Regions from separate parts of the Mus musculus genome. Here region 1 is linked to region 2. The links are chromatin loops, found by intact Hi-C in ENCODE. Cell type or tissue: left cerebral cortex. All regions are shown on one strand. Each heading gives the region's core, and the rest is flanking DNA. Links, peaks and the distances in the headings are about the cores only. Region 1 holds the start of 1700096K18Rik (RIKEN cDNA 1700096K18 gene). Region 2 overlaps Gm46903 (a long non-coding RNA gene).

Region 1 (14,946 bases), core at 4,530-12,529, 81 kb before region 2:
TCTAGTTAGGAGAAGAGGGAGACGGGGAGGCTGACCTGGTGGGGACAGCGGCCCATTTAGGTAGTGGAATGTGTTGTCTCCAAACCCTTCCTCCACAAGATCCTTGCAGTCCTGAAGGAAAACATGCATTCCAGGTGGGAGTGGGGTGGGGAGGGGAAAACAGCACACTTTAACATGGAAGAGGAGGTAGAGGCTTGCCCAGTATCTAAGAGGATCCTTCCCAAGAGTCTCTCCTTTTCAGGTCTCCTTTTCAGCATCTTTTGCCTGGCCTCACATGCTAAGCACTCTTGGCATATAGGCCAAGGGCTTGTGAAAGCCAGAATTCAAAAGAACAGGGGTTATAGATAGCACATAGCTCTGTTGTTAAGAATACTTGCCTAATGCTGGACTTTCTGAATTCCAAACCAGCTTGATATACATAGCAAGTTCCAGACCTCAAAAAATTAGATTGATAGATAAGCAAATCATGGGAGTAAACAACCACTTTTTTAAAAAATTATTTTACACTGTAGCTGTCTTCAGACACACCAGAAGAGGGCATCAGATCTTGTTGCAGATGGTTGTGAGCCATCATGCCCTTGCTGGGAATTGAACTCAGGACCTCTGGCAGAGCAGTCAGTGCTCTTAACCACTGAGCCATCCATCTCCCCAGCACCAACAACCACTTTCTGATTGGATCTAAGTCTACCTCCACAAGATAAAACTCATACCTGGCGCCAATACCTGGCTAAGAACTTGTGGCGAGACAAGTCCTACAGGAGAGCCTCCTACTGTTGTTACATTGCTATATGGAACCTAGTGAGTCACTACACAAACAGACCAATGCACGTCTCAAGCCTCTTCTGAGAAGCTGCTGTTTGCAGCAGACGGTGGTTAACAGTAACCCACGACTGGCCAGGTGCACAGTATTCAGCCCTAAAAGGAACATCTGTCCAACACTGCCAAGGCTCAGGGATCCTTGCAGAAGAGGAGTGCTCCACGGGGACATGTGTCTTCTGGACATATCAAGATGACTGCAAATAAGGAACTCACCATAGAAACTGTAACAGCTTGCACAATATCTCTGAAAGCCCAAGGCAGACCAAATCCCAGCATGGATAGGTAAGCTAACCATGAAACCCTAGTCCTACATGAGGAGCTACTGATGGTTGTCAGCACCTGGGATAGTCAGTGACCGTCCTCTAAGAGTATAGCTACTGTTAAGTAGACCACCCTCGAATGGAAAACCACACAGCCAAGACTATGGGCAGCATAAAGTAGTCTTGAATTTTTTTTAAAAATAAAGATTAGTGGTCAGAGGTAGTAGCACCTGCCTTTAATCCCAGCATTAGGGAGGGAGAGACAGGCAGATCACTGTGGCTTGAGGCCAGCCTATGAGTTTCAGGATGGTCAGGGCTATGTAGAGAAACCCTGAAAAGAAAAACAAAACAAACAGAAAACAGAGCTTTGTAGGTAGGACAAAGCAGGGTGGATTCTGGAAAGACTTAGTTGGAAGATAATGATCTAAATATGTTGTATGAAACTCAAAGAACTAAAAAAAATTTTTTTAATGTCTTAGGGCTAAGAAGATAGCTTAGTCATTATTGATTCCCATGACCTATGCTTAAAAAAGAAAAGAAAAAAAAAGGACAGTTTTAAGGAAACAGCATTTTTCAGACTCCACAGGTATGGTGGTTTGAATAGGAATGATTCCCATAGCCTCAAGTGTGTGAATACTTGGCCCACTATTAGTGTGCCACCGTGGGGGTGGACCTTGAGGTCTCCTATGCTCAAACTCTGCACAGTGTGGAAGAGTCCCTTTCTCCTGCCTTTCTGATCAAAATGTAGAACTCTCAGCTCCTCCAGCATCAAGTCAGCCTGCACCCTGCCATGCTTTCCACCATGATGACAATGAGCTAAACCTCTGAACTGTAAGCCAGCCCAATGAAATGTTTTCTTTTATAAGCGTTGCTATGGTCACGGTGCCTCTTCACAGCAATGGAAACACACACACAACACAACAGGGCATAGGCATATATGAACTTAAAGATTGTGACAGTATGTACAAGATACACACACATACACAGAAACACACACACCTCTCCAGTCTTGGCTTCCATTGTTTACGGACTGCAGAATACCAATGGGCAAGGACCCTTGCTGTGGCTGCTTCCCTGTGTTTATCCTCTTGGCAGGCACCCCAAGTTCTGTGCTAGCAATTCTCTTTAGAAGAGGATAAGTTATGTCAGACAAACTCAAAGATCCTTATGAAGACACAAAGCATCACTTCTTATTTCGTGCCCATGTTCATGTTGATTGTAGTCCAATATTATTGTCATTGTTTACAAAAGGCAACCGAACTATGGCAGTATTTTCATTTTGATAAAAGCTTGCAAAACTACTTTTGATGATTTTTCCATTAGATTTTCATCTCATCTGTTCTTGCTTTGATTGTTGGAACTTAGTAGAAATGTTTCAAAATATACACAAATGTCACTGAAATTAGTTTTTAAAGAGAATGTAAAGCCTGCGTGGTGGCGCATGCCTTTAATCCCAGCACTTGGGATTTCTGAGTTTGAGGCCAGCCTGGTCTACAAAGTGAGTCCCAGGACAGCCAGGGCTATACAGAGAAACCATGTCTTGAAAAACCAAGAACAACAACAACAACAACAACAAAAACCACAAACCAAAAAGTTCAAGGTCATCTTCAAGTGCAGGTGGAGTTGAAGAACAATATGAGAAACTGTCCCAAAACAAGAAAATGGGGCTAGAGAGATGCTTCAGCAGTTAAGCACTGGCTGGCTCTTCTTGCTGAGGACAGGTTTCAGTTCCAGCACCCACACCCACATGGTGGCTCACAACTCTAACTCCAGTTTGCAGGGGATATGATACCCTCTTCTGGCCTCCTCAGGCACAAAACATGCATATAATGCCTGTACATACATGCAGATAAAACACGTGATGATATATATATATATATATATATATATATATATATGTATATGTATATATATATATATACATATATATATATACACATATATATACATATATACATATACATATATATACACATACACACATATATGTACATATGTATACATACATACACACACACACACACACACACACACATATTTGAGACAGGGCTGCTCTGTATATCCCTGGCTGTCCTGGAACTCACTCTGTAGAACAGTGTGGCCTGAAACTCAAGAGATCCACCGCCTCTGCCTCCAGAGTGCTCCAGATTAAATGTGTGCACCATTACTGCCTTGCATTTTTTGTTTGTTTGTAAATCTTTCTTTTAAAAGTAGCAAGAAGGGGCTGGAGAGATGGCTCAGCGGGTAAGAGCACTGACTGCTCTTCCAAAGGTCCTGAGTTCAAATCCCAGCAACCACATGATGGTTCACAACCATCCGTAGTGAGATATGACACCCTCTTCTGGTCTGTCAGCTACAATGTACTTACATATAATAATAAATAAAATAAAATTTAAAAGTAGTTTAAAAAAAAGTAGCAAGAAAATAAAAAAAGAAAGAAAAAGGAAAAGAAAGAAGGAAGGAGGGAGGGAGGAAAGAATAAAAACTCAGATGGAGGATGGCTAGAAAAATAGGTTCCCATGCTTCTGTTTGCCAGGATGACTGAGTGACTGGAAGTAGATTGTCAGCCTGTTGACTGAGCAGGGTGACAGAGTCCTTTAGGTGAATTATACAGTCACATGGACTCTGAAAATAGTTATCTCCCACAGCAGGAAGCAGAACTATTCTACAGGCTCAGCAGCCCCCATCCCCATTCTCTCGTTAGAATCCTTAGAAAGGAGGGGACAGAAACTCAGCTCCCCACGGTCACTCTCAACAGCCTGAAGAGGCCCCTTAATCTCTCAGGGATCACGACTCAGGCCAAACTGGGATTTGTGGCTTTGATACAGAAAAGAATTCCAGGCCCAGTTGTTTTGAAGCAGAGTTGGAGGGTTTTTTTTTTTATTGTTTGTTTGTTTAAGATTTACTTCGCTGGGTGTGGTGGTGCACACCTTTAATCCCAGCACTTGGGAGGCAGAGGCAGGCAGATTGCTGAGTTCAAGGCCAGCCTGGTCTACAGAGTGAGTTCCGGGACAGCCAGGGCTACACAGAGAAACCCTGTCTCGAAAAAAGAAAGAAAAAGAAAAAAACCAACTTATTTTTATTTTTTGAGTTTTTTAAGACAGGGTTTCTCTGTGTATCCCTGGCTGCCCTGGACCTCACTCTGTAGACCAGGCTGGCCTCGAACTCAGAAATCCACCTGACTCTGCCTCCCAAATGGTGGGATTAAAGGCATGCACCACCACTGCCAAAAACCAACTTATTTATTTCATGTATGTGAGTACACTGTCGCTGTCTCCGGACACACTAGAAGAGGGCATCAGATCTCGTTGCAGATGGTTGTGAGCCATCATGCCGTTGCTGGGAATTGAACTTAAAACCTCTGGAAGAGCAGTCAGTGCTCTTAACCACTGGGCCATCTCTCCAGCCCAGAGTTGGAGAATTTATTAAAAATATTTTTTAATGGGGTAGGGTGTGATGGCTCATTCCTTTAATCCCAGTACTCTGGAAGTAGAGGCAGGCAGGTCTTTGAGTTTAAGGACAGCCTGATCCACAGAGTAAGTTCCAGGAGAGTCAGGGCTGCACAGAGAAGCTGACTTGAAAAACCAAAAAAAGAAAAAGGAATTATTTTATGTGTATGAGTGTTTTTTCCTGCATGTGATGTCCCTTGGCCATCCAAGTGGCAGAGGGGTTGAAACGGGATACACCCAAGTTTCCTGCCTCCTCCAGCTTCTTCAGCTTTCTCCACCACAGCTCCATCCACCATCTCTAATGTTACAATTTCCTTTTTCTTGGTAACTCTTTTTAGGAGACTAAGCCATCCACAGGAAGACAAATCACAAAATACCCTGTAACAGGTTGCCTCTTCCTGAGCTTAACATGTCCTTTTAAACCAGGGGCTCAGAGAGAGACAGCCCTGGTGTGTAGCTATTAAACCAACTCTGGTCCTAAGAGCCTTCCTTCAAACCCACTCTCTTGGGGACACCCAGGGCTACACTTGAGCAGCAGGCATCCATCACCACCCTCGCCGCAGGTCTAGATGGTGGTTGCCTGCAGAGGCCAATGCAGGTACTTTGTTAGCATCAGGGCAAGCTTACCCACTGAATGCACTTGACCCTCCCCTCCTCAGGATACCACAAGTGAGTTCTTTTCCCAAGTCTGGGCAGAAACATAATCTCCTCCAATTCTCACACCAACGCTGAACATAGTCAAGTCCAGTATTATTAGCCCCACTTGATAGAGGAAGAAACTGAGACTTATATGTGGTTGGGGGTGGCTGGCAGTTCCCAAGCCTGCAGGAGGAGGAATACCTGTGCAATGTGACCCCGCAAACCCTTCCAGGTCTAAGCTGTGTCCATCCTTCAATCTGATTTATCTGGAATGGCAATGCTAGCAGTGAGTGTCCTTTAAGAACCTGAGATGATCCCGTTGATGGCAGGCTAATTCTCCTAAACCGTTAGTTATACATTCCATTATCCTAGTAGCCCTCCAGGACAGGAACATTGCAGGGCTCAAAACCTATCCCGATCCCACAGTAGGCTCTCTGCCCTGGGGAGACCACGTGACTATCCTGCACACAGCACATACCGGTCCCACCCTGTTTCTACCCTGCCCCAGGGCGTGATCTGCTCAACACTTCCCATTCCCCAGGGCCAGGGAACTCTGGCTCAGAATGCAGGAAGCTGAGCACCTTTGAGCCAGAGCTGGACTCAGTGCTTGCTGAGCTCACAGGAGATCCTAGGTCAGCCCCTAGCTGGGAGCAACCAGATGACAGCAGACTTGGATGGAAAATGTTAGCTAAAGGGATGTCCACAGAAATTTTATTTAGAATTTCCACTTTTATTGAAAGTTAGATTGTTTTCATACAATATATTCTGATCACATGTTCCCCTTCTCCCACACACACCCTAACCCTCTCCCCACCTCCCCATACCCACAGGATTCTTTTTTGAGATGGTTTGGTTTGACATGTTTGTTTTTATAAACAGGGTCTCGTGTAGGCCAGGCTGGCCTCAAATTCACATGGCTACTGAGGCTAGCCTTGACCTCATGACTGACCAGCCTGCTTCTACAAGCCTCCACACCTCAGTTTGGGACTGGGTAGTTGTGCACAAATACAAGGGCATGTCTTTACCCTTAAAACTGACAGACAGACCAAGACTGGCATCACAGAGACCCAACGTTAACCAGCAGTCACCAAGCTCATCCTGTATGTTTGGGGCACGCAGGTTGGTGCTACATTTAAACTCCAGGGCAGCTGCTCTAAAACTGTCCTAGCCAAAGCCTGTGTCATAGAAACACCAGACAGGTCCAGCCACTGAGAGAGTGCTGGAGTGGGGGAGGAGAGAAGAACCTCTTTTTACTGTGTTCCTGCCCTGTGGGATGACACTTATAACCACCTCCAGGGCAGCAGCTGGGATCCCCTCCCCCACTGGAACCAGCATCCAGCAGAGCCTGGAGCTGCCCTGGGGAAAGGGGGGCTGCCTGCCAAGGATCTGCCCACCTGGGGCCACCGCCAGGGCCCGGCCCGAGCCCGGGGCCCAGTCAGACTCTGCAGTCTGTACACAACCTGAAACAAAGTGGGCAAAAGGCTGTCCTTGAGTCCACATGCCTTAGTTCTTACTCTGCTCATCAAGAAATAACAGGAAATAAAGTAAGAAAATGAAAGAATCATAAACTGTTTACAAGAGTAGCTCCTCTCCCAATTCTTGTTCACAGGTGTGTCTACACCATGGGGTCCAGCCAATAGGAAGACTGGGTTGCCTGTTGACTGGATCCCATCTCATGGAAGCATTTGTTTATCCACTAAGCATTTGCTAAACCTGCCCTAGCAAATAGAAAGAGCCCAGCTTGGAGGGAGAAGGGGAACCAGCCATTTTAAGTAAACAAGAAGGCTTCAGATGGTGCAGCATGCTTTGAAGGAAGTAACTGGGAGAGGACAGAAAGTACCTGGTTGGGGGCAGGGAAAGGACCCATTTCAGATCAGCTGACACTGAAGGCTGGCCTGAGAAGTCAGAAGAGATGCAGCTCCACACACAAGCCCCGAAGCCTCAAGTGCAAAGTTGGAAATGGGAAGCCCTGAGGGAAGGTTCTCAGTGTGCCTGGACTGCGCAAGCTAGGCACCTACAGAGCTGGGCCTCCCCCAGCCAGGATCCCGGAGCTCTGCAGACCTCGGGATGCAACCTAAAAGGCCACTTCTGTCAACTGGAATGCCTTAATGAGCCTGACAGGGCAATCTGCGGAGCCTGACCTGCATGCACACAAGATCATCTACTTTAGTAATTTTGAAAAAGTCATGGGTGTGGAGAGGGAGTGGCAGAGTAAGTGGGTCAGGGTCTTCTGTGGCCCAGGCTGGCCTTGAACTCCTGATTTTACTCCAGCCTCCCCAGCACTGGGATCTCAGGCAAGACCACCACACTCAACAGCTGTTTTGTTTTTGAGCTGGTTTCAAATAGCTCATACTGACCTTGAACTCCCCATGAGGCTGGCCTTGAATTCTTCCTGCCCCCAAATCCCAAATGCGGAGAGTACCAGAATTACCACAGTGGGGATTAAGACAACCCCCAGAAGACAGGGTTTCAATGCACAGCCCTGACAGGCCTGGGATCTGTAACCCTTCCTCTGCTCACCAGCAAAGGCTAGGCCAGTTTCAAATTTCAACTAAATTTCTCTTGGAGACTACATTGCACTGTGCAGTTTTATCAGTTTATTTCTTCTCTCTCCCCTCCCCCTCCCCCCCACCCCTTGGTTTCTCAGTGTAGCCCTGGCTGTCCTGGAACTCACTCTTGTAGACCAGGCTGGCCTCAAACTAAGAAATGCGCCTGCCTCTGCCTCTCATGAGCTGAGATTAAAGGCATGAGCCACCACTGCCCAGCTTATTTCTATTCTCTAAAACGATTTAAAAAAGCTAGCTCAATTATAGAAAGTACACATGTAAATTTTAAATGTCAATATTGCATAAACAATGGAAATTTGACTGCTACTCAGGAAAGGCAGCCTATTATTTTTGGAGTAACAAATTTGGTCACTTTAGGAACTAAGTCCTGGGACTGCAAAGATGACTCAGGTTCACAGCTCTGGCTCTTCCAGAGGACTTTAGTTCAATTCCGAGCACCCACAAGGTAGCTTGCGACTGTAACTCCGACTGGAATCTAACATCCTTACACAGACATACAGGCAGGCAAAACACCAATGCACATAAAATGAAAATTAATTAAAAAAATTCAATCCCAGGGTGGAGAGATGAAACCTTCTGCAGAGGAGCCCCCAAGTTAGGTGGCCCACAACCAGCGGCTCCAGGAACCCAGCGGCCGCCCTCTCTGGCTTCTGCAGTCAAACCCCGTACCAAGGAACTAGCGAGTTCCAAACCAGTCAGAGATACAAAGGGAGAGGTGAGATCCTGTTTGAAGAAACCTCCAAACCTAAGACACACCCAAAGAAAAGCACTACCCCCACCACCATCAACAACAAAATGTTTGAATGATCTGGGCCGTCCAGTTCCTTTCTGGAACCAAAACCAGCTAATATTGATATTGACGTTTATCACTTAACCCCTCTCCCTGATTTCGAAATGAAGTCTGTTCCACTCAGCCGAATTTAAGGAGAGGTGTGAGGGAATGAAGGCGGTGTGCGTGGGGGCTGGGGAAGAAGGAGTTGAAAGGGGCGGGGTGCGGCGGGGTACAGAGGCAAATGTAGATCGCTGCTACATTGAGTTTGGGACCGGGACCAGGTATCGAGGCCCGGGCTCCCAGACCCAAAGAAAGCAGGAAGAAACGCAGCAAAGAGGGAGGGAAGCCGACAGAAACCGGAATGCCCACGGGAACAAACTCAACAGTGACCAGCTGGAATCCACCGCGGACCATAGGAGGCAAGGCGCCTGGCGCGAGGGGCCAATAGGAGGACGAGCCGAAAGAGGGGCGCTGCAAGGCCAACCCGAGGACCAGCAAGACTGGGGGCGGGGCCTCTGGGACGAAGCCAATGACTGGGAGAGCGGCCTGGGACGCGTGGCCAATGGCAGGGCGAGCTGGGTTGGGGCGTGGCCCCTGGTTTGAAGCCAATGGCAGGGAGTACAGCTTGGGCGAGGCCAGTGGGAGCTCGAGGGTGGGGGAGGAGCCAGACCCGGAAGACAGTGGGGGCGGGGAGCCGCGATGACAACCTGTCAAGTCCACTTCGGGACGAACTAGGTCACGCGCTTCTTGTAGCTCCGGCGCCCCCGCCCCGCGAGGCCCTGCGGGTGGCCCCGGGGCCGGGCCGCACCGCTTCCTCTTCCTGCCCGCGGGGGTGGGGGCGGGGCGGACACCTGCCGTTCGCCGGCCCGCTCCAGCCTTCGGGCTGCCGAAGGTCTCCTAGCCTTCGGGCCAGTGCCCGCCGATCCTCCGGGAGCCAGGTCCGCGATCTCCGGCGCCCGCCGTGGGCTCGGGAAAGCGCACAGCGCACTACTTGTCGCGGAGGGATCCGGCCCCTGAGTTACCTGTTCTCCACTCGGAGCTGACCTCGGTCCAAGGGCCCGCAAGTCCGCCTCACCGAGAAGTAATACAGGTTCGGATCCGCGCCGCCGACCTCACAATGGCGCGGGCGTCCAGCCACTGTCACGCAGCATCCCGTGCGATTATTCGCCCAGAGCCTCACTGCTTAGGGGACCACGGCGGGGCCCTTCTCCCTCTCGCTCATTCAGAAGATGAGAACGTCCCCGCACGACACAACGACGCTGTTTTAACAATACCCAACTAACTCTGCTCTTCCAAACTGCACACACTTAAAGGTGACATGGCCACAGACGCTGGGTTGCAATACTACGCTGGAATTCTGCACTAATTATTTAAAAGCTTTCTTACAGTACTACAGCGAAACGACCGGTTACAAACCTTTCATTTTCGTTCGAACACCGTACTCTAACCAATGGATATTTTGTGAATACTTCTATTCAGTATCTCTAGATTTTTAAAAAAAAAAACCCAAATGTAAAGAAAGACATTACCAAATGAGTGGTTCATCAGTGAAATAATTTGTTTTGCCTTTACATTTTAGCCTTTTTGGAAGGCACATTATTTGCAGTATACACAGATATAAATTTTGTACATTTAAAATAGCCTGTATAGCCTTTTTGTCGTTCTTTCTTGAAGCCCCTCCCACTCTGAAGATTCTTTCGCTTCTATTAATTTTAAGTCTGGTTAAAAAAATAGTGCTTGAGGCCATCCTGGTCTACAGAGTGAGTTCCAGGACAGCCATGGTTAAAAGAGAAACCCTGTCTCAAAAAAACCAAAACAAACAAAAAAAAAATAGTGCTTAAATTAAACATAAAAACAATTAGCATTTACATTTGAATAATGCTTCTTCATGTTTATTACCATGTACATTACTAGGAACTGGAAGTCCAATCTTGTAAAAAATTAAAATTCAAGACAGGCCTTTATAGTGAGGTTATTGTCTTTTCATTATAACTCATTTTTTACAGCCAGCTAATTTTCCAGAGGGAATTACTGTTCCTATCTTTAGTCAATTTGGTTAAGAATTCTTTGCCTTTAAATATATAAAAATGTTTGTGTATGATTTTATTTTTCTGTGAGAGCATTAAGGTTAGAGGACAACTTGTGGGCATGCTATTCTTTTACCTAGGAATGGAACGCATTTCCACCCTGTGACAGGGTCTCATGTATCCTTAGATAGCCTGGAACTCACCTGTATAGATCACATTGACTGAAATTTCAGAGATTCCTCTGCCCCTCTATTCCTGGGATTAAAGGTGTACAACACTGCCACCAGCATTAAAAATTGTCTTTATACGTCTCTGGTTTTTTTTTTTTTTTTTTTTTTTTTTTTGGTTTTTCGAGACAGGGTTTCTCTGTATAGCCCTAGCTGTCCTGGAACTCACTTTGTAGACCAGGCTGGCCTCGAACTCAGAAATCCACCTGCCTCTGCCTCCCAAGTGCTGGGATTAAAGGCGTGCGCCACCACGCCCAGCACGTCTCTGTTTTTACATTACCTATATGTAACTGTCCACTGAGGCCAGAAGAAAGTCGTGGATCCCTGGAGCTTGGGTTAATTCCAAAAGGTTGTACGCCAGCTTTTGGTACTGGGAAGTGATCTTGGGTCCTTGGAAGAAGCAGCAAGCACTCTTAACCCAGGAGACAGCCTCCTGGCCACACCTCCCTTTTGTTTTTAATTTCCAAGATTTTGAAGTCTTTTCCCATTGAAGGCTGTTTAATTCTTCCATCTCCTTGGGAATAGAACCCAGAACTTGCCCATGCGCAGTGCGCTGGTCATTCTTTACTGTCAGTTAATATTAAGCAGACTATACAACTACAAAGGTTTTCTTCCTTCAACAAAAAAAAAATACACCTTGATATTAGCAATAAGCAAAGTCAACAGTGTCAAAAACATGAGTATGAACTCCTGTCATGGACTTATCCCATTGGTATTACAACTTATGACTTATCCCATAGGTATTACAATAGGAAGTCATGTTAAACTTCTGACAACTTGCTGTCCATGCTCTGCTGGTACTCTCTCCAGCTCTTCATGACTTTTCTTGCCTTCTTCCCCTGATCAGAAGTGAGATGTTAATTTGTGATCTCCTATAACAAGATGACCAGTGTGTTCTTTTCTGCACCCATAAGTCTCAAGAACTCTTGTTTTCTTTCTTCATTGCCCAAGTCTGCTGCCTCCCAATTGCTAGGTACAAGATTACCGCCGGGGGAAGCTGAACGCTTCACCTCGTGCATGCATATGAGACTCCTGGGCAGCACTCATGGCAGCTGGGATCCCGTCGGGGGAAGTGCCAAACATATCCTGTCGCAGTTTTCCTCAAATGTAACACCAGCAGCCCTCACCCAGCAAGCAGCTGGCCCAAGCAGCGCCACTCCAGAACGCAGAGCCCCTCCGGGCCTTCTCCAGCACAGTCCTTTTGTTTTATTTCTGAGATAGGGTCTCAGATACCCAATGATGGCCTTGAATTCAGTATGTATCCTAGGCTGGCCTCAAGTTTTAGAGACTCCTCTGGCCTCAGACTTCTGTATTGCTGAGATAAAGGCCTATGCCACTAGGCACAGCTTATTTTTCTTAAACGTTTTAATGCAGTGTGTCATTTTAAAACTGGCCAATCACGTAAGAAAAACTACTTGGTGTGAGCAAGGAAGAGCTGCCTCCCACCCCCTTGCCAGCTGCTGCAGGAGGGAGGGCAGCCCTCTTGCCTAGGCAGCACCTCCCTTGAGAGCTGGTAGAGCTGGCGCTGGTGGTGTGCTGGGGAGTCAGGCCTGAGAGATAGCGTTCTGGAAAGCTAGCCCTGTCCCTTGAAGCCGGCTGCAGGCAAGGGAGCTGCCCTTCCCCCCCTCCCTTTTTTTTTTTTTTTTTTTCCCCCTGGGCAAAGCAGGAGAATTGGCAAGCTGACCAACTCAACTAACACCCACCCAGATCCAGGGGCTTTGGGTGGCGCACGCCTTTAATACCAGCACTCGGGAGGCAGAGGCAGGCGGATTTCTGAGTTCCAGGCCAGCCTGGTCTACAGAGTAAGTTTCCGTGACAGCGGGGAGGGGGGGTGGGGGGGTGGAGGGGGGTGGGGGGGTGAAGGGGGGGTGGGGGTTGGTTAGCTACACAGAGAAACCCAGTCTCAAAAAAAAAAAACCAAAACAAAACAAAACAAAAAACAAAAGATCCCCACCCCAACATCTACTCCTTCTGTGAACTACTGGAGCTAGTGAATGGACTACAACCTGCAGAAACTGTAGGATTTCCATGACAAGGGGCAACAGCAGGATATCTGAGAGGAGTCCTGATAAGGATCTAGCACTGATAGTGTAGCCTGGGGCCTCGAACCAGACCTCTGACTCACTACAAGGAACATTTGCTGGTGAAGCTGTTTGAACAAAAGGGTGTGACACCCAAGGCTTCTACTACAAGATTTTTTTTTTTTTTCAGGAGAGATTGCAAGGGCCGAGGGCAGATACCGAGGGACATAAAGATGAGTGGAGCTTGCTGGGCAGGGGTGGCGCACGCCTTTAATCCCAGCACTTGGGAGGCAGAGGCAGGAGGATTTCTGAGTTCTAGGCCAGCCTGGTCTACAAAGTGAGTTCCAAAACAGCCAGGGTTACACAGAAAAACCCTGTCTTGAACAACAACAACAACAAGAGTGGAGCTGGGGTCCATGATTCACAAAGAATCAATAAAAATAAAAGATACTCCTTTCATTTATCTCAAATACGAAAAGCTAGAAATAGGGCCTGTGTGATCCTAGAACTCAAGAGGCAGAGTCAGTCTAGGATCCATATCTGGTTCTGAGCTAGCTTGGACTAGAGTGTAAAACCTTAGACATTGTTTCACGAGACAAAAACTACTACCATTCAAGTAGACATTCAAAGACAATTGATTTCTCACCAAAAACTAAAAGAGGACAGAATCAGAAAGGTTCCAGGTTTCTTACAGTGTTTTGTGAGCATGTCATTCGTACAACCAAAGGAGAGAAACTACGGTGTGGAGGTGCAGCTTGGGGACCAAATGCTTCCCTAAGCATGCAAGAGGCCTTAGGTTTGGCCTCCAACATGGGGCAAAAGGGAAAAAGGAAATAACATGAAATCATGCATGTACCATGAGTTGGTTCTGGGAAGGAAATGAAAAGCTAAGCCAGAGCTGTAGGTGCTACTATCTCCAGATTTCAAAAATATTTTCCAAGTGGCCTGAAGGGGACCGGGAAGGAAATAAGACCCAGGGCACACAGAGGCACAGGTGTCATGTCAGTACAGTGTAGAGATGACTGCCACATCCCATCTTCCTGTGCCGTGCCACAGTCCTCAGAGGATACCATGTTCCAGCTGAGAGTCTCTGGGGCTTGAGACAGGGTCTACACAACACCCCAGGTTATTTGTTTCAGGTGTTTATGGTTTTGGTTTTGTCCATTTTTTGAGACAGGTTTCTTTGTGTTTAGCCTTGGCTGTCCTGGGACCTTGTAGACCAGGCTCGCCTTGAACTCAAAGAGATCTGTCTGCCTCTGCCTCCCAAATGCTGGGACTAAAGGCATGTACCACTACTGCCTGAATCCCAGGCTATTGAACTGTATATTATATGGGCTGATCACAAACTCACAGTGATGCTTCTGTCTCAGTTTTCAAATTGCTAAGATCAAAGCCAAGGTGAGACCATGCCCACCAAACCCATTTCTACCCTGAGTCCTCTCAGTGCCAGGAATTGAGCTTAGAGCCTCATGAATGCTAGGCAATCTCTCTAGCACTGGACTCTAGTCCTAGCCCAAGCCTGGTTCCTTCTCTGGCATCTTCTGTCCTCTAATGGTCTTTTCTCTGAGCCTGTGTCTTTTTGTTGCTGTTATCCAGTCATACTTAATTGGGGTATTGGAGCTCATCATTAATGACAGCTTTTCTCTTCCTTCCTTCCTTCCTTCCTTCCTTCCTTCCTTCCTTCCTTTCTTTCTTTCTTTCTTTCTTTCTTTCTCTTCCTTTCCTTTCCTTTCCTTTCCTTTCCTTTCCTTTCCTCCCTTCTTTTTCTTTTCTTTTCTTTTCTTTTCCTCTTTCTCTCTTTTTCTTTCTTTCTTTCTTTCTCTCTCTCTCTTTCTTTCTTTCTTTCTTTCTTTCTTTCTTTCTTTCTTTCTTTCTCTTCCTTTCCTTTCCTTCCTTCCTTCTTTTTCTTTTCCTCTTTCTCTCTCTCTTTCTCTCTCTCTCTCTCTCTCTCTCTCTCTCTCTCTCTCTCTCTCTCTCTCTCTCTCTCTCTCTTTCTTTTTTTGAGACTGGGTTGCATTAGCCCTAGCTGGAATGAAACTCACTATGTAGACCAGGCTGGCCTCAAACAGCAATTTGCCTGCCTCTGCCTCCCTGCTGCTAGGATTAAAAGCATGCACCACCACACTCAGCTAGTGACCTCATTTTAGCCAGTTACCTCCTTAGAG
Region 2 (14,946 bases), core at 4,403-12,402:
CCACTCCAGGAAGCCCTTCCGATTCGCTCTCAGTGGTACTACAGCAGCTATGCCTTCAGGACCAGAGAGCTTGTGAAGCTGGGGGCTTGGGTGGCTCAGGACTGGTCTTTGTCAGTCCTCAGGTGCTTATTACAAGGACTCAAGCTGGCCTGTTCCTGCTCCAAGACTGTACTGCCCCCTCCCACCCCCCACCTCCCAACTGTGACCTTCTGTGTAGCTCAGGGTTCACAGTCCATCTCTCTGGAGCTAAATTCCTTATAGAATTATGGTGCAGGTTTCTCCAGATCAGCTAGCCACTGCCCCTCCTGGTAGAAATTCGAACAGCCACTCAACTATCTGAAAAGAAGTGACGCTGGAGGTTGATACAATAAATTGTGAATTTTAGGCAAGTGTGGGCTACCTGATGAGACCTCATCATAACCCTTCTTCAACTCATAAAGGGAGAAAGTGGCTGATCCTTTCAGGATCAACTGCTAAATGTCACCCCTAGTCAGTGTTGTCACCTGCTGCTGTTGATACTTTAGCTAGCAGACAGTAGCATCAAGCTCCTAATGACCTCGGACAAGGCCCTTGGTTACCTGCACACTAGGCACCTGGCTTCATGTGAAAAAAATTAATTCCAATAATAATGAGAATACAAAGATTAACTTTTAATATATATTTTTAAAGATTTTGAGCCAGGAGTGGTCCCTGCACACCTTTAATTCAAGTGTTTTGGAAATAGAGACAGATGGATTACTGTGAGTTTGAGGACAGCATGGTCTACATAGTGTGCCTCAGAAACAAAGCTTTAGTTTTATTTATGCATATGTGTGAATACTTGCAGGTATGTTTGTGCCTGGTGCCTGAAGAACTGTAGTTACAGAGAGTCACATCCTGCTATGACATGGGTGGTGGAAATTGAATTGTAGCTCTCTGCAACTCTCTCTCTCTCTCTCTCTCTCATGCACGCACACACACACACACACACACACACACACACACACACACACACACTCCCCTTTTGAGACAAGGTGTCACCATGTAGCCTAGGCAGGCTTTGAACATGAAACCCTCTTGCATTTTTTTCAAAGTGTTATGAGGAGTCCTTTCATGTTCAGTATAGATACACTGTTCCAGTGTTTTTTTAAAAAAAGTTTTTGTATGTCCCTGTAGAGAGATCAGAGGACAGTCCTTCTCTGTCACTGAGTGGAGGCAGATCTCTCATTCCTGTTGTGTGCTCCAGCCTATCTAGCTCTTGAGCATCCCTGAGATTCTGTTGCCATTCCTTCTATCTCATAGAAAGAGTGCTGGACCACATGTAACGTCTCACCAAGCTTCTGATCCAGCTTAAGGATGGAACTCGGTCATCAGGCTTGGGCAGTGATGGCTTCTTCCTTCCTCCCTCCCTCCCTCCCTCCCTCTTTTCCTCCTTCCCTCTTTCCCTCCCTCCCTCCCTTTCTTTCTTCCCTCCCTCCCTCCTTCCCTCCCTCCCTCCCTCCCTCCCTCCCTCCCTTCTTCCTTCCTTCCTTCCCTCCCTCCCTCCCTCCCTCCCTTCCTTCCTTCCTTCCTTCCTTCCCCAGTCAGATCCTTTGTATAGTCTTGGATGCCATGGAACGTGCTCTGTAGACCAGGTTGGCCTCTAATTCAGAGATTTGCTTGCCTTTGCCTCCTGAATGCTGGGGTTAAAAGCATGCACCACCACCTGGCCTGCCCCAATCGTTTCCACCTCTGATTGTCTGAGTTCCTTCATGTAAACGCTAGTGGTAGGAAGGTCCACTGTACTCTCCTCTCCTTGATGTCACTATAGGGAGGATGCTTCTGAAAGGGTGTGGGTTTGTCCCCCACCTCAATACTTCAAGTGTCCACTCTCAAATTCCATAGGGCTGCTCCTAACAGCAGCTGGGACAATGAGTCTATCACCCCTACCATCCAAAGGCATTACAACCTGCAACCTTCTGATACCAACACCCAGACCCAGCCTGGAGAAAGGGTGCCCTCAGCAGTTTGGTGGGGGTGGAGAACCCTAGCGCAGGGCCAGCAGCCAGAAACTTGGCAGGTGCTTTGTTACCACACGGAACTCAACTGACGAAGCAGAAATTTAAAGACACAATTACCCAAAACTTAAAGATTCAGCAGGCTTGGCAGTACATAGTTGTCACCCCAGATCTCTGGAAACAGAGACAGGAGGATTATTGCAAGTTCAAGACCAGTTTGGACTACGTGGAAAGACTGATCTCTGGGTTCAACCCCAGTACTGCATAAACCGGGTACCATGGCACATGACTGTAATGCCTTGGGAAGTGGAAGCAGGACAACCAGCAGATCAAGGTCAGCCTTGGCAACGTAAGTCTCTGCCACAACCAGCCATATAAATCAACGAGCAAATAAACTCCTACCAGCACCACCAGCACCACCATCAACAGCATCAAATCATCAGCAAGAATTGAAGCTCTTGACTACAGAGGACCCACCACAAACATGCTTCTCCATGTCACCAAGTAGGCTGCAAACCCCTCAAAAGTATGTGGGATCTACTTATTTAATCTTAAAGGCTGTTTTACACATAAGGAAGAATCATAGAAATATGAAGCTTGTTCAAGATGGCTAGCCCTGAGTGGGCAGACCAAGGCTCCAAAACAGCAGTTTATCCAGAGCTGGACTTCCTCCCCTGCCTTCAGATAAAGGCTCTCAGCAGACTCTTCAGGACAGGCAGAAACTGGAGTGGACAGCTAAGTTTCTGAGAGTCAGCTAGCCTGAAGGCTCCTCACTGTGTCCCTCTACTCCCCTGCTTGGCTGGCACTTTCCTAAGGCAGTGTCTACCAGTTTAGGAACTGTGCGTGTGGTGGCAGCTGGAACGGGTGGTGCTGGTTTGGGTACTTCCTAATTAACTCAGGGAACACAAAGTCCCTTCTGGGTTTTGAGGCCCTGGTCCAGCGTGTTAAGGAAGGACTTAGTGAGCAGCTCCGAGTGTCAGTCAGACCTGAGGGAACCTTCTGGAACTTTACTTGAATTCTCAGTGCCTGTACTGGCTATCTTTTTAAAAGCAGACAGGATCTTTGAAAATACAGTCTCAAAAGGATAACTGATTCCCTGGCCCCTGAATCATCTCATCTGCTGTAATAGTAGTTTTCATATGAAATTAACTAGAAAGTAATGTCATGGGCTGGGGACAAAGCACAGGTGGTCTAGCAGGCTTGTTCTAGGTTTGTTCTAGTTGTTGATTCCCAACAACTCATAAACTGAGTGTGGCTCATGTCTGTAATCCCAGCACTCAAGAGGTGGAGGCAGGGGGATCAGGATTTCAAAGTCTTTCTTGGTAAGTTCAAGACCATCTTTGGCTGCTTATCAAGTTGGAGATCATCCTCAGCTACATGAGACCCTGACTCAAGACAAAAACAAAACAACTGCAAAGTAAACACTTCAGAGTATGTGGTGTGTATGTGTGTGCGCGCGCATGTGAGCACCAGACTTCCATGGATTCTGTGATGTCCCTCTGACATCCTCATTACTGGCCTTGTGACTTTGCTGAATAGCCACCCAACTCTAATCTTATTTCTTTTCTGACAGGAAGCCTGTCAGCTAGCAGTTCCTCTTGTTGTGGGCCAGTCAAAACCAGTTAGATCCAAGATGGCTGCCAGACAACTTGTTACTTCATCATAATTCACTTATATGCTAAATGACACACCCTCTAATAGAAAGATAGTTGACATGCCCTGGACCAGAAGAACCATAAAAGCAAACAGATCCAGGGATTGAATCTGGGGAAATCTTCACTTATCCAGGAAAAGAGCTGACTGTCCTCCCATCTGTGAGCACCTCCAGCCCTCTTCTTTCTTCATACCCTGTTGATTCCACTCCAGTGTCCCCAGCAGTCTGAACTGCTGAGCAGTACACCTGCATCCCTGCCTCTCCCATTCTTGGCATAAAAGGTGTAGTGAGCCATCACCAACTGCTTGGAGCTTGGTATATATCACTATGTAATCTCGAGAGGGGAAAAATACCTGGTTTGTCAAAATTTGGTAATGTTTCTGCTTGGGCAACACTTGACATCTTGCCAGTCTGCTCTTGCAGGATGGAAAGAGCCCTGCATGCTTCTGGACACACACCATCTACCGAATGTGGTTAAGGGTTTACGTGGCCATCTTTAGCATCGTTGTAGTTCAGGACAAGATGAAGGACTGCAGTACAATCAACCACCTATAGCTCAGCAAGCCAAGGTGCTGAGAAAGTGCCTCTCCCTGCTGAGTCACTGCCTAGCTAGCTATGACTTCAATCCTTCCCTAGGTCCTGGGGGGGGGGGGAGACCCACGCTGATCTGACACTCACTACGTAACCAAGGTTACCCCGAACCCCCGATCCTCGGTGTGCTGGGATTATAGCTCTGCTCCTCCACACTCAATGTAGACTTAAGTTTCAGGTGAGGATGCTGCTGCCCAGCATTTCAGTCCGGATCTTTTAAAGGGAGGCCAACTGAAATGGCTGAGATTTGTTTCTTATAAGGATACCACATTTATTTTACATTTTAAAGGTTTACTTATTATTTTAAACTTTTTATTAATTCTTTGTTGATTCACATAATACCCCCCCATTCCATTCATCTCCCAATTCCTCCAAATCTGCCCTCTATTCTTGCAAACTCCCCTCCCAAAGAAAACAAACAAACAAACAAACAAACAAACACATCTCTCCATGGAAGCTGCAGTGTATCACTGTGTGTCCCACAGTAAACCGCTTTGCCCACACAGCTTTTTCTGGATTGTTTTGGCAAATGCTCATTGCAGTGAGTCATTGGTCTAGATTGAGGTCTCTGGCTTCTGCTTCACTACCTTCCAACCCTGCATCCCCACCAGGATTCTTCCTAGCTATCTGCCGGTTGCCCCTGTATCATGGGGGCCATGCAGCCTTGGTTCTGCAGAACCAGCCCTTTGACATGCTCCCAGCACTTCACAGCTAGAGTAGATGTTGAGGTGGGCCAACTCAAAGCCCTAGATTTGGGCCTGGGAGGTAGCTGAGTTGGTTAGCCTGAAAGTCTCCCCGCCCCCAATTTATGCCCTTGGGGCCTCCTCCTCCTCTCCAGCACTGCCCAGGTAAGGGATGGGGCCAGCTCTGTGGAGCCCTCAGATGCCAGCATGGCCCCAGGTGGCAGCCCAACCAAAAATGTTCCCATGGCCTTTGATGGTACCATGGGCCACGGACATTGACACAGGGTCCTGCTGCTGTAAAGTCACAGACCCAGAAATGGTGTCACCTCAGGTGGTATCTCAGGCTGCTCACGTCAGGCTGTTCCTCACTACCCTCGGGTCTCCAGCTCTGCCTCTGTTCATTGTGTACCCACCCATCTGCTTCTCTTTCTTTTCCATGTCTCCATTGCTTACTTGCTCCTCTTAGAGGCTCCCGGGGCCTCTGGCTCTCTTCCTCGTGGCACCAGGTAGGGCTCATCTTGGGAGTGCTCAGCTTGCCTGTGCTGAATGGCTTTTTAAAAAAGACTTTAATTTTTTTTAAAATGTGTATCAGTGCTTTGCCTGTATGCATAGGTATCCATTATGTGCATACAGTGCCCATGGACGCCAGAAGAAGGCATCAGATTCCATGGAGCTAGAGCTACAGACATTTGTGAGCTGCCATGTGGGTGCTGGAAAATGAACTCATGTTCCCTGGAAGAACAGCCATGCTCTTACCTGCTGAGCCCTCTCTCCAGGCCTCTGCTTCATGTTTTCACTATGTGTGCCTGTGTGTCTGTGTGCTCATGTGAGTGCAGCTGCCCAGTTGAGACCAGAATGGAGCATTAGATCCCCTGAAGCTGTAGGTGGTTCTCGACTGCCTGGCTTGAGTGCTGGGAGCTGGATTTGAGTCCTCTGCAAAACCATCGAGCACTTTTAAGCACCAAGCCATCTCTCCAGTCCTCAGGCTGTCATCTCTTTCTTGAGAATCTTCAGAGACTGTTGTGACAAGATACTGAAATAGTGGTGTAAAAAATACTGAGAACTTCCAGAGTGAGGATTCAGCTCCTGGTCTCTTCGGGGTTCATTTGAGGACACCCTGGGGGTTGTCTCTGGGGGGATGGAAGAAAGAAGTAATCTGACTTAATGGGCTTAATTAGTATAAGGGTCAGCACAAACTGAGGAATCTACCGACCCTCCTGGGCACTGAAATACTATTTTGTGGAGTTGGGCTGCACACACACATATTTTTGTTTGTTTGTTTTTGTTTTTGAGACAGGTTTTTGTTGTGTAGCCCTGGCTGCCCTGGAACTCCCTCTGTAGAGCAGGCTTGCCTTGAGCTCACAGAAAGCTGCCTGCTTCTGCATCCCAGGTGCTGGGACTAAAGGCATGCACCTTTGCTGCCTGCGCTGCTGGTCGCCCCTGCCTCTGACCACCATCACCCAGCGAGACAGACAGACAGACAGACAGACAGACAGACAGACACACACACACACACACACACACACACACACGTTTAATCCAAGGCCAGCCTACAAAGCAAGTGGTAGGCTAGTGAGGACTAACTACATGGCAAGTCCCTGTCTCAAGGAACAGAAATAAAACAAACAGCAGAAAAGCTCATCCCATCGAGCCGCAAATTGTATTCTTCTTGGAATTTCTGGTCACCCCTCTCCATCGCTGCCATTGTTAACTGTCCTTACAGTTTGATTTGTGTGTGTTAGGATGACCATGAGTTCCAGCCTCCATCTTCCAAGTGCTTAGGCAAGCCAGCCTCATAGAGGTCTTGGGAGGAGTTCAGATGCAAGAAGTTTCTCCAAGTCTCTCCAGTCTGAAAGTGCCTGGCCTTCTCTCTAGGCCATGACTTAGTTTTTCCCAAGTGTGACCTCTGGAAAACTCTGCAGCTATAGATGACGTGCTTCTCAATAGGCTAGTGTGGAGGTCAGGTCAAGCCAAATTCTACTAAAACTTAAGACCAGAGCTTGGTGTCCATCTGGTAGATTACTCGCCTAGCAAGCTGCAGAGCCAGGGGACATCCAGCCATGAGGTCATCGGTGGTAGAGTGTTTGCTTGCCACCCACAAGGTTGTAGGTTTTGTCCTGGTCCTGCAAGAAAACAATATATAATTTAAAACATATAATGCTAATATATATATTTGTATGGTGTATATGTGTGTCTGTATGTATGCATGATGTGTCTGTGTGGTTGTTTAGAGGCTAGAAGAGGATGTTGGATGAATTGTCTGACATAAATGCTGGGGACTGAAATTCAGGCCATCTGGAAGAGCAGGAAGTGGTCTTAACTCCAGAGCCACCTCTCCAATCCTGAAGAAAGGATTTCAAAAGTCAAAGTGGACATGACAGAGGCCAGTGAGGTGACTCCACAGGTAAAGACACTTACCCTGTATGCCTGCTGACCTGAGTTCAGTCCCAGAACCCACAGAAAGGTGGAGAAGAGAGCTAACTCCACAGGGTTGTTCTTTGACCTCTATATATGTGTGCTGTACAGCATAAACACCCTCTTCTCCATACCACCCACAATAAATAAGTGAAAAAATTGTTTTTGTTTTTGTCATTCGAGACTGGATTTCTCACTCTGTAGCACAGGCTGGCAGGAACTCAGAGATCTGCTTGCCTCAGCCTCCCAAGGGCTAGGATTAAAGGCATTCACCACTACCACCCAGATAAACAGAAAAAAAAAAAAAAAGAAAGAAAAAAAAAAAAACAACCAAAAAAACCGAGGGTCAGGAGAGATGACTCATCAGCTATGAGCATGGGCTGCTCTTTTAAAGTACCTGGATTTATTTTCCAGCACTCACATGGGAGCTCACAACTGTCTGTAACTCCAGTTTTAGAGGATTTGATACCCTTTTTGGCCTTAGAGTGCACCAGGTGTTCATGTGGTCTACATACATAATACGTACGTACATGCATCCATACAGGCACTCACATGTATACTTTTAAAATCCTTTTAAAAATTGAGAAGATTGGAAAAAGTAAAAGAGGAGAGAAAACATAAGCGGAAGTGTCATGGACCAGCATTCATTGGAACTCTTGTTTCACAATAGAAAGATGAAGGATGACTCAGTGGGAGGGACTGTTTAGAAAAGAAGTCGATTTACTACGGCTTTGCTTTCCCTTCCTGCTGCCAGGAAGGCTCCTGTGAATCCTGGGATTCACACAGAGGCGTCTGCAGAAGCCTTCGGATCACGTGTAACAAAGCCCCATCTGTCTTGCCCTCTCTGAACAGCACTGGCGCTTAGTTCTCTTGTAAATGTTCTGGCAGCTTCATTTCCGCCTCCTGCTTGTATTATCTGCAAATCACAACTACAAAATACTCTCGAGCTATTTTCCATCCTCCTTAGTAGTAAGCAGGGAAGAAATAAACAACATTTAAAATGCACTAATGCAAATATATATGCACGAGAATATTTACTGTAATTGCAGAGATTGGAAACAAATGTTTATTAACTGGCTCAGGCCAGAATACTAATTTAGTAATAATTGTTAAGAGAAGTAAAATACAGATGTGTGTGTGTGTGAGAGAGAGAGAGAGAGAGAGACAGAGAGAGACAGAGACAGAGAGACAGAGAGAGAGACACACAGAGAGAGCACAGAGAGACAGGGATCTGACATGCAAGGTTGTATATGAAGAAGAACAAGTTTCCAGGCCTGATGGCTCACACCTGTATCCTTGGCACTGGGGAAGATGAATTGACAGCATTGCTTTGAGTTGGGGGCTAGCCTGGACTCACAGTGAGTTTGAGGCCAGCTGTGGCTGCAGAATAAAAACCTGTCCACCCTGCCAAAACCACTCAAGTTAGAAGCAGGCAGATCTCTATGAGTTCCAGATGCTACATAGTTAGTTTGGGGGCATTCAGGACTATATAGTGAGACCCTGTCTCAACCCCGCCCCCCCCAACAATAAACAAATAACAACCAGGCTAGAGGGACAACTCACTGGGTAAAGGTACTTGCTGCCAAGTCTGGGGACTTGAGTTTGATTCCTGAGACGCACATGGTAGAAGGAGATAATTGAGTCTCCAAATTGTCTTCTGACCTCCAAGCATGTGCTGTGACTTCTATTCTCCCCAAATCCCTTCCCTGAACCCACAAATTGGTTAATAAATGTAGTAAAACATTAAAATAAATAACCCAAACATACACTAGAAAAAAAGACTAGTGGGAAAAGCAGTGAATAGTCTAATCTCCAGAGAAAACCGGCATATGTTTTTTGGTTTTTGGGTTTTCTTAGATTTATTTATTTATTTTACACATATGAATACACTGTAGCTGTATTTAGACACACCAGAAGAGGGCATCAGATCCCATTACAGATGGTTGTGAGCCACCATGTAGTTGCTGGGAATTGAACTCAGGACCTCAGGAAGAGCAGACGGTACTCTTAACTGGTGAGCCATCTCTCCAGTTTTACTGCTTATCTCTGCACAAGGACAACTGTGGTCACCTAGGTATGCGTAGAGGGCAGTGAGCTGATGTAGGGGGAGCTGCTGTTCCCCTAATTGGTTCTTGATTTGGTCAATAAAGAAGGCAGAAGCTAATGCTGGGCAAAAGGAAAAAGGTGGGACTTCTGGGTCCCAGGAGGAGTTAGAGCAGACCCAGGGAGATAGAGGGGAGAAGTCAGGCCAGGTTTTGGAATGACAAGTACGCAGCAGCCATGTAAGGTCTTGTGGCAACCAGAACCTGTGGCCTCCGCAAGTCATAATCTTTTTCTCTAGCTAGTTGTGGTCCAAGATTGAATCCCATTATCACCGAAAACAAACCATAGCAAAACACCCAAACAAAACCAAATGGCAAGAAACCCTCATTGTCTCAGAGAGTAGGAAGTCCAGGGTCCACGTGACTGGGATGTGCCGTTCAGTGGTTCTCAGCATAAAGACTGGGCTGCAACACCTATACCTGATGGGGTCACAGAGTCTGCTTCCCAGTGGCCCATGACGGGGGTCACAGAGTCTGTTTCCCAGTGGCCTGCCTGCCAGGCTAGTGGCAGGACAGGTCTGCTTTTTCCACATGGCCCTCTCACCACAGGGTCAGAATGGACGCAAAACAAGGAGAGAGTCACACGTTCCAGGACCACTGCTGTGGACCTCACAAGGCAGGACCGTGACACCATGGGCACCGACATTGAGGGGTTGTCACTGGGGCCCATCTGGAAGGCCGGCTGCCAATGCCTTTGGTGGTAATTTGTGAGAGGACCTCAGGCAGGAAGCTCCTAGGGCTAGAGGTATAGGTCAGACTGGACTCCGTGGGCTAGGGCTCAGTGGGAGAGAGTTAATTGGCCCACAAAAGCCCTTCTCCCAGGACAACTCATCTGCCAGGCTCTGGCCCGAGTCCTAGAATCGGGCTGCTCTCTTTATTTGAGGGGGGGGGTGTTGGTGTTTACGGCAGATGTCTGGGTCTCCCATCATTTCTCTCCCTGCTTCAGAAGAGGTCAAGGAGATGGGAGAGGACATGGACAGGTGGGTCCTAAAAAGGCTGGTTTGGACCAGTCCTGATTCAAAGGCACCAAGATCTTGGAAAGGAAGCTGGCGGTGCGCCCTTAGAGAGAGCTGGGTCCAGCTTTCCTCCTTTGAGGAGCTCTGCACCTGATTAACAATTCTGCTCAAGATGGATTAAGCTGCTGGAGCCTCTCTCCATTTAGGAGTGCCAGCTCTCTCCTCTTTGTACTCTGCTCCAGTCCCACCCCCACCCTCACTCCCAGATTGCTTTTGGGGCAACTTTGAGTCCAGCATACATTGGGGTTCCCCTGGAAGGGCAGAAGAGGCTGACTCCCCTCAAGGTCAGAGATGAGGAGAGACAAGGGCCATGATTATGAGAGGAACTCAACTTTGGAAGCCTCACTGGGGAGCTGAGGACACAGCTCAGGTGCTAGAGTGCTGGGTTAGCATTACAAGGCCCTGAGTTCAACCCCCAGCACCAAATACACCAGACATAGTGTCAGACAGCTATAATCTCAGCACTGGGAGTTGGAGGGAAAGGATCAGAAGTTCAAAGCCATCCTCAGCTACATACTGAGTTTGAGGCCAGCTTGGGCTACATGAAATCTTGTCTCAACAAAACAAAACAATATAAAGCAAAACAAAACAAGTGAATAAACCAACAGGAGCCTTATGGGCCCTTGACTCTGGAGGGTCTCTTGTTTTTCTCAGTAAATTTCATCCTGATCAAATTTTCTTTCAGGAGACAATCCTTATTTCTGTTTAACCTTCACCAGAAGAAGAGAAGTAGTCAATGTGGCAGCCAACCGAGGTGGCCTAGGACTGTTGGTGTTGAAACACAGTCACCCAAGCCCAGAGACTGCCATCTGCTTCCTCTTCCTTGTGTCCTGTCCCCCTTTCCAATGACAGCAAATCCTTGGACTAACTCTAGTTACAGCTGTTACTTAAATGGAACCCAAGTTTTGTTTTTTGTTTGTTTGTTTGTTCCTTCCCTTCTGGTAAGAACCTGGCTTTAAAATTCTATCTATTATTATTTTTTAAAGATTTATTTTTATTTTATGTGTATGCATGTTTTGCCTTCACGAGGCTAGGCACACTTGTGTCTGTACCTGTGCTCAGAAGAAGATGCCAGATGCCCTAGAATGGAGTTAAGGACAGTTGTAGGCTGACATGTCATGTAGGTACTAGGAACTAAGCCAAAGTTTTCTCCAGCCACAATTACTTATACGTCTGTGTGTGCATGTGTGTGTGCACGTGTGTGCGTGTGTGCATTGTAGAGGGCATGTTGGCCACAGCATGCACATGGAGGCCAGAGGACAGCTCTGTGGAGTTGAGGTCTCTCCTTCAACCTTAGGTTTCAGGAACTGACCTCAGGCTGACAAGTTTGCATAGAGAATGGCCTCACTCCCTGAGCCATTGCCACGGTGCCAGAGCAGACTTGTAAAACCATTGGTTACTTATCTGAAAAACTGCTTTCTTGTTTGGCAGCTGTTCAGATGAGCCTTCAGCCAAACTGGTTCATTCCAGTATTCGAGGCGCAATGGTAGAGGCGAGCCATGTTCACCTGTCCTTCAGATACTGCCCCAGCATTCCCACCCACTCTCCTCTTGGCTCCGCCTTTGCTTCCTGTCTCTCAATCCTCCGGCTTTCCTCTGCCTGCTTCCAAGTTGTTCTCTATTCAGCTGAAATCCAAGGATCTCCCTCAGAGAACACAGCTCATGGTGGGCTCCTCTGACTTAGCTGCCAAGGCCTCCGTGGCAGCCTAGGCCCCAGCACAATGGGCCTTTATGCCCATCTCTGGCACTCCCTCCTGGCCCCAGCTGCCCCCATGCTCTGGTTTTCCTTGGTCTTGAGGATTTTTTTCCCCCATTGATTTAGCCACTGCAGCACAAGGAATGGGAGGAAGGGCTCTGGAGACAGAGTTTGCTGCTTGGCCCTGGTATGACATCACCAGGATTCACCAGTCACAAAGGGCAAAGACTTTGTGTTCCTGGTTAGGGACAGAGATAGTCTCGCTCTCTCTCTCTCTCTCTCCCTCCCTCCCTCCCTCCCTCTCTCCCTCTCTCTGAATGTCATATCACCTACCCCAATTCAAACAAAACAAAATAATCTTGCTGTAGAAGCTAGGGTGTGTCATACCCTTTTGCCCAAACAGCTTCATGCGCAAATGTTCACTGTGGTGAGTCATTGGTCTGGTTGGAGGCCTCTGGCTTCTGCTACACTACCAATCCTGGATCCTCACCAGGACTCCTCTTATCCTGTTGTTGCCTTGTGTCATGGCTATCCTACAGCTTCGGTTTTGCAGGTCTGGCCCCTTCATGTGCTCTAGCAGTTCATAGATGGGGTAGATGTTGGGATGAGCCATCTCAAAGCTCTGGGTCAGGGGCTGGGTATTAGCTGAGTTGGTCAGCCCAAGAGGTATCCCATGCTCTTCTGCACCCATGCCACCAGGGCGAGCTCTGCCCTGACAAGGGGCGGGGCTGGCTCCTGGAGTGTTCCAGCAGGTAAGGTGTAGGGCCAGCTTTCCTACCTTGCCCAGGTGTGGGGAGCAGAGGGGGGATGCTGGGGGTGGGGGGTCATGCCCTCAGGGCAATCCATGCCCCCTACCACCAGGGCCAGCTCTAGCGTGCTACCCAGGTGAGGTGTGGAAGCCTACAACCCTTGATACCTATCAGCCTAGGACAGGTTTTTCTTTTTCCCCTCTCCTCCCTTCTTCTCTCCTTCCCTCCCCTACTCTCCCTTCTCCTCCCCTTCCCTCTTCCCTCCCTTCTCCCCTTCTCTTTTCCTTTCTTTCACTATGTAGCACAGGTTGGCCTCCAACTAATGCCTCAGCCTCCTGAGTCTGGGATTACAGGGAAGAGTCACCAAACCCACTTTCCCTAGCCTAGGAAATTTCTAAAATTCTCGGAATTGGAGAGTGGAGGAGGTCACAGTTCAACTCCAGCTTAGGCGTGAGGCAGAAGTGGACATCACTCACTCAGGAGAACATCTGCACCCTTGCAGGGGTAGCAAGGGTGTCTGAGAGCTGCTGCTATGAACAGTGTGAGATATATTTGTGTGACTGGACTTCATGTTGAATTCTCATGTCTCCTGGAGAAGACGCAGACATCAGCAGAAACAAGGGCCACCAGACCAAGGAAGGTGGGTTCAGTGCCACCTGGCTTTCCCTCATCAGCAAGCGCCTGTTTGAAGGTGCGGGTGGTGGAGGCTGTGTGGGAATGGGTGCAGGAGGCTTGGATCCGCTGCAGTTGACAGCCTGTGGAGAAGGGCAGTGGGAGTCCATGTTCAGGTTCAAGGGATGCTGTCCATGAACATCGAGAACACGGATGTAACCAAAAACCATCACCACTTCCACGCATGGGTTCTCTCTCTCTCTCTCTCTCTCTCTCTCTCTCTCTCTCTCTTTTAAAGGTACTTTTTACCTTGCTTTTTAATTTGATGTGCTTTGGTGCTTTGCTTACATGTATGTCTGTGTGAGGATGTCAGATCTTCTGGAACTGGAGTTATTGACAGTTGTGAACTGTCACATAGGTGGTGGGAACTGAACCAGGGTCCTTTGGAAGAACATCCAGTGCTCTTAACTGCTGAGCCATCTCTTAGGCCCTGACCCATGGGTTCTAACCCAGGTCTGGGATCTAACAGTGCTGGGCTCCTGTACTGCTGTAGGTGTATCTGGTGTTGATCAGCATCTGTGTGCTGGTGTGCAGTAAAACATATACAGTAGGGCACCTTGGGACTGCATACTTTCAATCCCAGCTCTAGGGAGGCTTAGATCACTTCAGGTTCCAGGTCAGCCTGGGCCAAAAATAAGGAAACCCTGCCACAAGCAAGCGAACAGCCAAGAGGCTCAGGAGTTCCAAGCCATCTTCACTTACATGGTGAATTTGAGACAAGCCTGGGCTGGGGCCCTGTCTTTAAAACAATGTATGCTGGGACACAACACATCTTTAAGCCCAGCCCAGGAGGCAGAGAAAGATGGGTTTCTGTGAGTTCAATGCCAACTTGGCCTACATAGCAAGTTCTAGGGCAGCTGAAGATACACAGTGAGACTCTGTAAAGGAGAGAGAGAGAGAGAGAGAGAGAGAGAGAGAGAGAGAGAGAGCTCCTCATTGTGGTAATCCCAGAAGGCTGACGCAGGGGGATCGCTGTGGGTGTGAGACCGGTCTAACTCCAGTGAGCTCTCACTGTACAGAGTTTAGCCACATGGGCTATAGAGTGAAACCTAAAATAAATAAAATAAAAAAATAAAAAAGTGCATGTATACACAGCTTGAATTATATTTTATTTATATAGTAGTACCCATGAGGTCAGAGAAGCACTTGTAGGAGGGCTCTTTATCCTTCCAATATTTGGGTTTCTGGGGATAAACTTTGTCAGATTTGATGGCAAGTTCCATCTTGAAGGGCATATTTAAATACACCTGTCTTAGCAGCGGGACATCCCTTAGTCCTCCAGACATGTGTGTTCTGGTTCCTCCCTGGTGAACTTGAACTTGTTACCCATTGCAGGGTCACAACCTGTTTCTGTGCTCACTTGTGTCTGTGTCACATTTTAAAGCATGACCCC

What was found. A loop is a pair of places that touch in the nucleus more often than their neighbours do. Peaks named below come from ENCODE experiments on the same cell type or tissue, not always from the same donor. Only the 100,000 strongest peaks of a DNase experiment are listed, where the experiment ranks them.
Region 1: a loop joins it to region 2, with 2.6 times the contacts of the local background. A loop is called at or near these places in 3 of 42 quality-filtered maps.

What each region holds. Positions count from the first base shown.
Region 1 is chr5:25,520,627-25,535,572 of GRCm38, forward strand. 1700096K18Rik (RIKEN cDNA 1700096K18 gene) reads left to right here and starts at 9,392. Exons shown (of 1, transcript NR_027388.1): 1 at 9,392-10,840. In left cerebral cortex, for the core only: CTCF peaks have their summits at 5,812 and 8,899; DNase peaks (open chromatin) are centred at 6,529, 8,510, 9,083 and 12,196; H3K4me3 peaks cover 2,097 bases; H3K27ac peaks cover 2,005 bases.
Region 2 is chr5:25,602,018-25,616,963 of GRCm38, forward strand. Gm46903 (a long non-coding RNA gene) reads right to left here. Exons shown (of 2, transcript XR_001784824.2): 2 at 5,350-7,027. It overlaps Gm42235 (a long non-coding RNA gene), which reads left to right and starts at 12,451. Exons shown (of 3, transcript XR_880895.2): 1 at 12,451-12,685; 2 at 13,384-13,521. In left cerebral cortex, for the core only: a CTCF peak has its summit at 9,207 (motif pointing right); DNase peaks (open chromatin) are centred at 8,114, 10,483 and 12,074; H3K27ac peaks cover 788 bases.